Linked DNA regions of Homo sapiens: region 1 is linked to region 2. Evidence: chromatin contacts called from ENCODE Hi-C or POLR2A ChIA-PET data. All regions are on one chromosome and are shown on one strand. Each heading gives the region's core, a stretch centred on a gene start or an enhancer-like site at or near the end of the contact. The rest is flanking DNA. Distances are from core to core; before and after follow the strand shown.

Region 1 (5,736 bases), core at 2,939-5,438, 2.3 Mb after region 2:
GCGCCCGCCACCTCGCCCGGCTAATTTTTTGTATTTTTAGTAGAGACGGGGTTTCACCGTGTTAGCCAGGAGGGTCTCGATTTCCTGACCTCGTGATCCGCCCGCCTCGGCCTCCCAAAGTGCTGGGATTACAGGCGTGAGCCACCATGCCCGGCCAACACACACTTTTTTTAAGGAAGGGACAAATCAGACCCTGAAAGAGACATGGAGAGAAGAAAACAACCCACCATTGCTTCCAAGGAGTCTGCTTTTGTGACACAAATGGACTTGCCCCCATCTGCTGGTGCTGTCGCTTGTTTCCAAAATGTGCCCAGCATCCAGCCTCTCCTCTGACCAACTCAAGCCCTCATTAGGTGTCTTCTAGACCAGCTCAGCAACGTTTTTTGTTTTGTTTCCAGATAAACGGTCTCAACTCTGTTGCCCAGGCTGGAGTGCAGTGGCACGATCATGGCTCACTGAAGCCTCAGCCTCCAGGGCTCACGCAATCCTCCTACCTCAGCCTCTGAGTAGCCGGGACTACAGGCATGTGACACTCTGTCTGGCTGATTTTTTTTTAGTTTCTTTGTAGAGTAGGGGAGGTCTCCCTTTGTTGCCCAGGCTGGTCCCAGCGACCTTCTGATTTCTCTCCCTGTTTCCACCCTTGCCTGCTGTGGTCCATCTGCCACACAGCTGATGAGGATTGTCCTAAATGTCCACTCAGTCCATAAGTATTTATCAGTCACCTGTCCTGTGCCAGGCACTGGGAACACAGCAGGGAATAAAACAGAGAAAACCCCTGCCCCATTCTAAGAGAAAAACAGGTAAGAAAATTCAGTATTATGTTAGCAGTATCAAGCACTACAGGAAAACAGAACAGGAGAGAGTGCTTGGGGCAGGTTAGAATTGCAAAAAGATAAAGGTCAATACATCCCTCACTGAGGTGACATTCAAGCTACAACTTGAAGGAGGTGTGGGAGTGACTCATGGCCAAGTTCTAGGCAGTGGGAACAGAAGGTGCAACAACCCTGAGGCCACAGTGTACTAGTCAGGGTCAAACAACAAGGAGGCCAGTGTGGCTGAAGTGAAGGCAAGAGGAAGAAACTGAAGATGAAGTTCAAGAGATAATGGGTGGCCAGATATGGTGGTTCACACCTATAATCCCAGCACTTTGGGAGGCTGAGGTGGGTGGATCACCTGAGGTCAGGAGTTTGAGACCAGCCTGGCCAACATAGTGAAACCCCATCTCTACTGAAAATACAAAAAAAATTAGCCAGGTGTGGTAGCAGGTGCCTGTAAGCCCAGCTACTTGGGAGGCTGAGGCAGGAGAATCGGTTGAACCTGGGAGGCGGAGGTTGCAGTGAGCCGAGATTGCGCCACTGCACTCCAGCCTGGGTGACAGTGCGAGACTCCATCTCAAAAAAAAAAAACACAGGGAAGCTGAACAAATTGGTGGTCACTGCTGACTACGACTTCCTCATTCTCTATAGCCAAGCAGTCACCCAGGTCCTGGCAACTTTATCCTGCTCGATGTACCATGAATCTCAGTCAATCAACAAGAATGAGTGGCTACTAGGAAAGGCAGAAGTCCCTACCCTCAAGGTGCCTGTGTTCTTAGAGGGGGGAGAGAAAGACATCAAACATGCAAGAAAATACACTATAAGAACTGATAAGGACCAGGCACAGTGGCTCATGCCTGTAATCCCAACACTTTAGGAGGCCAAGGTGGGAGGATCACTTGAGCCCAGGAGTTCAAGACCGGCCTGGGCAACATAGTGAACCCTCATCTCTATAAAAAAAATTAGAGAAAACATCAAAAAATTAGCCAGGCATGGTGGCATGTGACTATAGTCCCAGCTACTTGAGAGGCTGAGGAGGGAAGATCTGCAGTGAGCCGAAATCTCGCCACTGCACTCCAGCCTGGGTGGCAGAACAAGACCCTATCTTTAGAACTGGTAAGGCCTAAGAGAATTACATAGAGAAATGTGACAGCAATAGGGTAAGGGTGGTCAGGGAAGGCCACTGGGGGGCAATTCCCTCTGAACCCAGTACTGTATATCATCCTGGCTTTAGCTCACGCCCTTGGCTTCATGCTTCAGAATTCCTGGACTTCACGTCATTCCACTGGTCTTGGAGCCCCAGGGTAGCCCTTCTCAAAACCATTCTCCCCACAGCCCCCAGAGGGGTCTTTCTTAAAACACTCAAACTTGACTCGGTCACTACCTTACCCAGAACTCTCCAAAGGCTGCCCACAGACCCAAGAATGATGCCCAAGCCATGAGTGTGGCTTTTGTGCCTCATCAGGATCTGCTCTGCCTTAGGGTGCTTCCTCCCCTGCTGAGGTCTGCTGCAGACACTAAACAAATTGCTATTCCCCGAACCTTGATTTTTCTTTAAATTCCCAATCTCTGCAAACATGGCTTCTTTGACCTGGAACAAACCTACTTGTCTTTTTTTTTTTTTTTTTTTTTGAGATGGAGTCTCGCTTTGTCACCCAGGCTGGAGTGCAGGGGCGTGATCTCGGCCCACTGCAACCTCCGCCTCCTGGGTTTAAGCGATTCTCCTGCCTCAGCCTCCTGAGTAGCTGGGACTATAGGCACGTGCCACCATGCCTGGCTAATTTTGTATTTTTAGTAGACACAGGGTTTCACCACGTTGGCCAGGCTGGTCTTAAACTCTTGACCACAAGTGATCTGCCCGCCTCAGCCTCCCAAAATGCTAGGATCACAAGCGTGAGCCACTGCACCCGGCCTCTACTTGTCTTTAAAGACTCAGTTCAAATGTTTCTTCTTCCACGAAACATTCCCTGAGCCACATGGTCTGGGTTAGCTACCATCATAGCATCTAGTATTCCTTATTGCAGTCCCAGTACACAACGTTGCTATCACTTGTCATTGGTCTTTCTCCCCAGTTGACTCTAAGCCCTATCAGCTCTTCAAAGGAGTTCACATTTCTCAGTCAGTATGTCTTCAGATTGTCTATTAATGAAACATCCTTTGATAATAACTTCTGCTAAAACTGTAAAAATGTCATACACATGACTTATCTCAGAACACCCATACATGAAAGCTGAAGGCATAATGGATTAGAAAGGCAGTACGTGGAGTTAAGACATAGCTCAGCTTTTAAAGGAAGTTCCAGGAAAATGGTAGAAATACACAAGGCATAAAAAGTTAAGTGTATTAAGTCTTCAGGGAGTAATCAAGACTGGCAATGCATGCAGGTGCCCACAGGCAAACTGTTTTTGCAGTACTGCAAAACAGCTCCCTGGGCAGATGTGAGGAGCCAATGTGTGCTGTCCAGCTCTAGAGTGACCCAGATTCTACTTAATTAAGTAGATGAAAGTGAACTCACCCTAGGGCTCCTGCGAGGTGATTGGACAGCTGGGACCTGCGGGGGACAATACCAATTGATCACATAGCTGGTCCCCAGTTTTGCCCGCCTAACCACCCACAACACTCTCCTTAGCCTTTACCTCTACAGCATGGGCCACGATCCTCTTTAAGACGATGGGCTTTCTGACTGCAGCCGCACTGGGTGTCTGGAGAAGAGGGATGAACGTGAGCTCAACATTAGGTGAGGGGCCACAAGGGGAGGAAGTGAGAAATCTGGGGCTCACCTTCGGCCAGATTTCAGGGAGGATGCTCGGGAGTTCAGAGCCTGATTTCCGCTGGGACCTCCGCAGAGGCTTAGTAGGAGATGGGGCCCTTGGCCCTGGAAAGAGAAAAAAGTTAAGTGGTAGAGGAGGACTCTAGACCTTAGAGTCCAGAGAACAGGTTCTAGAGACAGCGAGAAGATTCCCAAACAAGCCCTTTTAAGGGCGCCTCCTCCGGCGGCGGCAGCGGGAGGGAAGAGGCCATCTTTCACCGGACTGCGTCCCCCAAACGGCTCGACCTCACGTCTCCCGCGCGCCCTCCGCTCACCGGAGCGCTGAGCGGCTCCTCCGGACCGCGTTCGCCTCCCAGACATAACTTAGGCTCCGTCTCGAGCTCCTCCAGCGCCGCCGCCCCGGGCGCGCGCCAACCGGGAAGGCCACTCGCTGCAAAAAACGTTCGAATTACCCGCCCTGCGGGAAAGGAAGCGGAAGTGACGTAGGGCTAGCGGTCTGCGGCCCTCGGAACCCCGAGTCTTTTCCACCCGTCTTCACCTCTAGCGGCAGCGGAGGCGTGGCCCAGGGGCGCGATGGCGTCATCAGCGCGCGCCGCACCCGGAAGAGACGTGGCAGCGGAGGGATAATCGGGGCGGCCGGGGCTGAAGGGAGAGGCGCAGGAGCCCTGGGGAGAGTGGTCCCTGCCCTTCCGCGCCTCGAGCCATCGCTACCGCCCTTCGGAACCAGTGCAGCGGCCGATCAGTAAACACAGAGACTGGGGTCTGTAGAGAAGGGGCGGGACTTGGAGGGGGTGGGGCTCAGGAGAGGTCTTGGGGGCGGGGCCGGTAGTATCGGGGAGCCTCTGATGGAGGGGCCTGGCCGGGGGCGGGATCCAGAAGGATTGAGGGGTCGCCGGAGGCGGGATTTATGCAGGGGGTGTTTCTCCGCATAAGGAGGGACAGTGGGCAGGAATCTGAGATCGGGGCGAATATGAGAGGTGTCTGGGGGAGTTAAGAGTGGAAACTGGGCTGGTGAGAGCGTAGTGGTGGCCACCAGAACCTGACTTCCTACCAACTCATGCCCCTTTCCCAGGATCGATCATGGGGCTTTGTAAGTGCCCCAAGAGAAAGGTGACCAACCTGTTCTGCTTCGAACATCGGGTCAACGTCTGCGAGCACTGCCTGGTAGCCAATCACGCCAAGGTGGGGCCTTCAGGGGAGCGACTGAGCAGGGCACTGGGTGGGCAAGGCGGTATTGGCTTCCTCCAAATCCATGAGGGGCCCCGCGCTAGAATGTAAGCCCCACAAGGGCAAGGACTTGATTTATTTTGTTCACTGATATATCCCCCGTTCCCAAGAGAGAGTCTGGTGCACAGTATGTGCTCAATAAATATTTATTGATTAAACAAACGAAAGGATGAGTCTCCTCTGTGGCTAGAGAAAAAGAGACAGTCGGACCTTGGGGTGATAGGCCGAGCAGCCCCAGCACCAGTTGTGACATCTCTCTCCCACTCCAGTGCATCGTCCAGTCCTACCTGCAATGGCTCCAAGATAGCGACTACAACCCCAATTGCCGCCTGTGCAACATACCCCTGGCCAGCCGAGAGACGACCCGCCTTGTCTGCTATGGTGAGGCCTTGGCACCTCGGGGGGATCAGGCCAGCCTCAGGGGCCAGCTTGGTGACTGGTTTCCAGGCCCTCCTCAAGCAGCAGGACAGTGAGTCCCCCGAGTCTCAGAGCCCAGATTCTAGTCCTGTTAAAGTTCCTTACCTGCTGTGTAAGTTCAGGCAAGTTATTCTTCCTTTCTAGGCCTCACTGTCTTTCCTAAAAATTAAAGCTCCTAGTTCCTCTTTCCTAAAAATTAAGCCCTGCCAATCTGGAGGTTTCAGCGAGAACCAGTCAAGCTTACGGGTATGCTGGTGGCCGTGACTATTAGCTAGCCAGACCGGCATGTTGCTTTCAGATATTCAGGATCCACCACTGATTCCAAGGCTAAACAGAGAGGAAGTGAGTTTCCCACATTAAAGTTAGCTAAAAGAAGTCAGCAGACATATGTGTCATGACTTTGACCTGAATCTGGGGTAAGAGCCTTAGCTCCAGTTTTTGAAGGAGCTCATGCAAGAGTCAGCTCCATATGTGTTTCTCCTTGTGAGTGCATGTGTGTACTTGCAG
Region 2 (5,024 bases), core at 1,726-4,225:
CTCACTCTGTCACTCAGGCTGGAGTGCAGTGGTGCGATCATAGCTCACTGCAGCCTTCATTTCCTAGGCTCAAGCGATCCTCCTGTCTCAGCTTTCTGGAGTAGCTAGGACTACAGGCATGTACTACCATGCCCGGCTAATTTTAAAATTTTCTGTAGAGAAGGGGTCTTGCTGTATTTCCCAGACTGGTCTTGAACTCCCAGCCTCAAGTGATCCTCCACCTCGGCCTCTCAAAGTGCTGGGATTACAGGCATGAGCCACTGTACCCAGCCCATTTACACTTATAATCTCTCAAAAAAAAATCAATTTTATTTATTCTAAAAGTTCCAAGATATTATTTACACCTTGCCTGCCCCTCAGAGAACTCCAGGGCACTCCAGGGACTCCAAGCCCCACACTCAGCCTGAGCCAAATGAAGACATCCAGAGGAATTACTCCCTCCCCCAACCAAAATTTTCATATTTCTCTTCCACCCCTTCTCTGAACCTGCTCTAAGGTGTTGGAAGATACTGATTCCTAGGAGAAAAGATAGATACTTGAGTGTGGAGTAATCAGATGACAAGGAGAATTTTTGGGCTGGGTGCGGTGGCTCATGCCTATAATCCCAGCACTTTGGGGGGCCAAGGCGGGCAGATCATGACGTCAGGAGTTCGAGACCAGCCTGGCCAATACAGTGAAACCCCGTCTCTACTAAAAATACAAAAATTAGCCGGGCGTGGTGGTGGGTGTCTGTAGTCCCAGCTACTCGGGAGACTGAGGCAGAATAGCTTGAACCCGGGAGGCGGAGGCTGCAGTGAGCCGAGATCACGCCACTGTACTCCAGCCTGGGTGACAGAGCAAGACTCCATTTAAAAAAAATAATAATAATAATTTTTGTGGAATAAAATTAAACATCTCCACTCTCAGCGTGGCCTCCTATCTCTACTGTACCATCTACTTTCTCAAAGTACTCACTGTAATCTTGAACCAGTTCTTTGAGGTCCCATCCTGGCTGGTGCCAGCCCCTCCTCTCTCTGGAGGAGCTCTGTCTCTCCGCACAGTAACATGAATGCGATCTCGATCATGCCAAGTATCACCCCGACGGTTAGGTCGGGTGGTATAGGGGTTGCTGTGGGTAAGCAGAGAATAAAATGACCACAAATGCTAGGAAAGTCTTCTCAAAGGCCTTCCTGCACTGTTAGTGGGACTACAACTAAGACTGTTTAATCACTAAGCTAGTCCTGGCATTTCTCACTCTAACAGGTGGGAAAGGAAATGACATGGACAGTAAAAGGGCCATATAATCTCATGAGCCACTAAATTCAAACCAGACCAACTGGTCACTCACTATCGTACTCGGGGACCATCCTGGGCATCACTCATTGCCACATCTCCATCATCTTCCTCAAGGCGGGAAGACCGAATACCAGAACCGCCTCTTCCAGACCTACGGTTTCCTTCACCATATTTCCACCGGAAGGGACCCCGGCCTTTCTTCTTTCTTTGAGGGAAATTAACGCGTTCATCATCGTGTTCTAGAGTTAGAAACAGGAACACAAATTAGAAGTAAGTAACTGGTCCGGTTTGGTGTGGCAATCATAGCTTCTAGTACTCTGAACTATTGGAAGAGATACATACTAACGACAGAGGCCATCTCCATGCAAACTCCGCTCCCTATCCACAGGAAAGAACCCTCTCTGTGGGAGGGCAGCATCAGGGAAAAGTTACTGGAAAACTGTGTAGGGCTTTTGAAAAATGAAGTAGAAACTGGAATTAGAGAGAAGCAGGATGTAGAAATGTGAGACCCAAAAGTGTAACTGAACACAAATCAGACCTCTGAAAGCCACCTGAAATCTGCCACTCAGTACTTTGTCTATACAGTGCAGACGCCAGTTACAAATATGACCAGTTTAAGGATCCTCTAAAAATTCTCCTTGTTCTCAAACTGCCACTTTGAAGTTTTGTGAGGAGCTCTTCGTTTCCATGGCCAGAAATGTCCTTTAACTCAGGAGACAAATTCTAGACTCAGGCTCTAGTGGCAGTGCCAGGCTAGGGTGCTTAACCAGGGACCCTGGAATGCTCTCCAGGAAGATGACCTTCTGATTCATGCTGTGTAGGACTGGCGTCTTAAAAAAGGTCCCTAACTCCCAAAAGAGGTCTGCCTAATACCCAGCACTCTGTAAACAATGAATCTCAACAAATGACCCTAGGAAAAAAGAACATAGAAGGCGCAGCTAACATTCACTGAGAACTTTCTCCAGTGCCGGCCACTATGCTTCAGGCACTTGATAGGAATGATCTCATTTCCCCTCCCCACACACACTCTTAAGAAATGCTGTTGTTATTCCACATTAAGGGGGTGGAAAACGAGAGTTTTAAATTCACGGTTTCAACCTCCACCACGCACTCCTAACTTACTACAAAGAACTAACACCCAGTGTAGTGTTCAGACTAGAATATCCAGTTGATGTGTAAGTCTCGAATATTAAGCCAAAGCCCAGGCCCGAGAGTTCAAGACCGACTGGACGCAGTAAAAAATAGGGCATCAGGGCAGCCCACGAGCAGGGCACTCACTCACATTAAAGGAAGAGTCAGGCCGCCAAACCTAACTGACAGGCATCAACCACCCACAAAGTTCAAAGGAATCCCGTCACCCTACCCCCGAGCCATCCGCTCCGAGCCGCAGGTCCCCCAACACCAGGATGCCAGCAGGAATCCAGGAGTCAACAACTCGGGTGTCCACCTCGAGTGCCCGGCCCCCCGCGCGCCGCTCCCCGCGGACGCCGGGCCCCTAGCGGCCTCACGCCCCGGGGGCTGAGGCCTAGGCCGGCGCCGCCCACCCGCGCCCCAGATAGCCAGTTCCCGACCCGAAGACCAGCACTTACCGCTGTACGACTTCCCCTCGTCCGCCATGCCACAGCGAAGATCAAGGGCGGGCTCAGGCGCTGGCCGCTACGCCGGCAAACAACCTAACTCCCAAGCGCTCAGGACCGAAGTGTCCCTACGCCGGGCGCCACCGCATTTATACAGCAAAGCACGTCGCGCGCCGCTGACGTCCCAGGCTGTGGGCGGTGCCGCCGCCCGGAGAAAGCGCGGCCCCCTGCGCGTGCGCACACTTAAGGCCGTCGTTCGAGGGGCGGGGCCTGGCCCTCCACGCCCCGCCCAAGACCTGAACTTGCGGAACCCCGGCTGGCAGCCAGCATGTCCCCGCACCTTTTCATCTGTCCGCTGACGCTGCCCTGGCAGCTTCAGAGTTAGTGCTAGAGCACAGTGCTGCCGCCGCAGCCCAGAACTCAGTGAGGAAGGGGGCCGCACAAAGGGCTTCAGAGGAATGGAGACCGCGCCTCCAGGTGGGAGTGATGGCTCAGACCCCTACCGGAATCTAGCCAGTGTTTCAGCTCGGCTCCTTGTCTATACCTCGCTTTCTTCGCCTATAAGATGGATTAACAAATCACGAAGTTGAGAATTAGAATGTGAGCTCGAACGTTGACTAATTAAGGGCTTTTTTTCCTCGAGGGCTTGACTCGGCAGGTACTATGCCTGGCACATGGTAAAAACTCAACATATATTTGTGAAATAAATGAATTTGTGTTATGAATTTCCCCCACCCCGCCCCGCCCTGAGTTGCTGAGTCAAATGATACGACATCTGTCAGGGGTTTGGCGAGCATTGTCTTCACAGACCTTCCATCAATGGCGTCCCCTACTAGAAACCCATCGTGTCAACGGGGCAGACAGTGAAGCTCACCAGCAGTGGCAACTTGCTGGAGATGCCGAGGAGGACATTTTAAAATATCAGGGCCTTGGGCTCTCCTAGACCCCCAAAAGCACCACCACCAGCCCCTGACTGTTGTCTCTATAGCTTCAACTTCCTTTGGAATGTATGAGACAGGGGCACTCGAGTGACCTCAGAATGTGGTTGTGAGTCTCGGTCAGGAAGAACAAAGCACACTAATCTCCCTGGACGGTGGGTATTCTGGGCAGGTGTCTCCATTCTCTGTGACTGGCTTTGATTTGGTGAAGTGCTTGGAGGGAATCAAAAGCCTCAACTGGAGTTGGGAACAAATTCTTCACCTTCCACTCCTGGAAGCAGGCAGAGCTTCTGCCTCGCTTAGCTCAAGGAAGAATTACGGCCAAATAGTTGGAGGATACAGATGAAACAGGTCCAAACACTGCTTGAGATAGTCCTGGAAGTTGCCCCCAATCAGGGACCCCCTCTGGGATCCTGCTCCCCTGTGTGAAAGGAAGTTTCCACGCTAATGAAGTGTTGCAACACTTGGTTCTCCCCTGCCTAGAGGCAGCTGTGTGTCAGAGCCCAAAATAGCCTGTGTCAGCAGTGATACCTGGCAGAGCCATTAGCCCAACCCTTTCAGTTCTGGTACTGGGCAGTGGGCTCTCTCCACTCGCTGCCTAGGCCCTTCGACGCTCCCACCCAGAAATGATGACATGGCTAGTGAGGCTGACAGTCTTGCTGTAATTGGGAGAAAACGAGCTGCAGCACATTTGGCAGATTGAGTCACCAGCAGCCAATGTCAGGGGTTGTGCAGGCAGCTGAAGGGCTCAGGGCTCCCTGCCTCACATGGTGAAAGAGGAAGAAAGAGGTCAATTGGGAAAATTGGTCCCTGGGGCTGCTTCCTCTCTTCACTCACAGGAAGGTGGGTAAGGGCATCATCTCCCTTTGCTGCCAACGCTTCCTTTGGGAGAGGCTGGAGAGGGTTTATAAAAATCTCCTAGTGGAAACAACCTCCCCCACTGGCCCCCAGCTGGCCTCTGCTCCCTTCCAGTCACTTCACAGCAGAGTTCAAATCTAGAACCCTGTGTGTTTCATAGGCCTGAGGGTGGTGGGGGGAGGACAGGGTGGCCAGAGGCAAGGGGTGGGGGATCAGGGGCAGTGGTCATTCTTAGCAGTTCCAGGGAAACAGGGCCTTTCTCCCAAGTACCCTGCACAGGCTCAGTGGCAGCACTGGCCACTTGCCTTCCCAGGAGGGTCCCAAACCCCAACAGAGTGCCTCAGAGTAGAGAGGGTTCAAGCAAGGAAGACCACAA

The links. A loop is a pair of places that touch in the nucleus more often than their neighbours do. ChIA-PET counts read pairs that join two places held with the same protein, here RNA polymerase II (POLR2A). Pooled maps may share reads with other maps.
Region 1: a loop to region 2 is called in a pooled map, with 9 times the contacts of the local background. The contact joins the promoter of ZFPL1 here to the promoter of NXF1 in region 2. A Hi-C loop is called at or near these places in 1 of 168 maps with a recorded cell type or tissue (naive thymus-derived CD4-positive, alpha-beta T cell) and 1 of 50 pooled maps. POLR2A ChIA-PET finds 5 or more read pairs at or near these places in 1 of 52 experiments (activated T-cell).

The regions. Positions count from the first base shown.
Region 1 is chr11:65,080,034-65,085,769 of GRCh38, forward strand. It overlaps ZFPL1 (zinc finger protein like 1), which reads left to right and starts at 4,189. Exons shown (of 8, transcript NM_006782.4): 1 at 4,189-4,345; 2 at 4,658-4,767; 3 at 5,082-5,193. The coding sequence starts at 4,666. CDCA5 (cell division cycle associated 5) reads right to left here and starts at 4,007. Exons shown (of 6, transcript NM_080668.4): 1 at 3,900-4,007; 2 at 3,596-3,690; 3 at 3,452-3,517; 4 at 3,331-3,366. The coding sequence starts at 3,945. RefSeq lists enhancers at 3,739-3,968, 4,049-4,318, 4,908-5,492.
Region 2 is chr11:62,802,465-62,807,488 of GRCh38, forward strand. It overlaps NXF1 (nuclear RNA export factor 1), which reads right to left and starts at 2,976. Exons shown (of 21, transcript NM_006362.5): 1 at 2,865-2,976; 2 at 1,328-1,514; 3 at 955-1,108. The coding sequence starts at 2,892. It overlaps STX5 (syntaxin 5), which reads right to left. Exons shown (of 11, transcript NM_003164.5): 11 at 4,396-5,024. The coding sequence ends at 5,005. RefSeq lists enhancers at 2,769-3,268, 3,235-3,424, 3,445-3,494.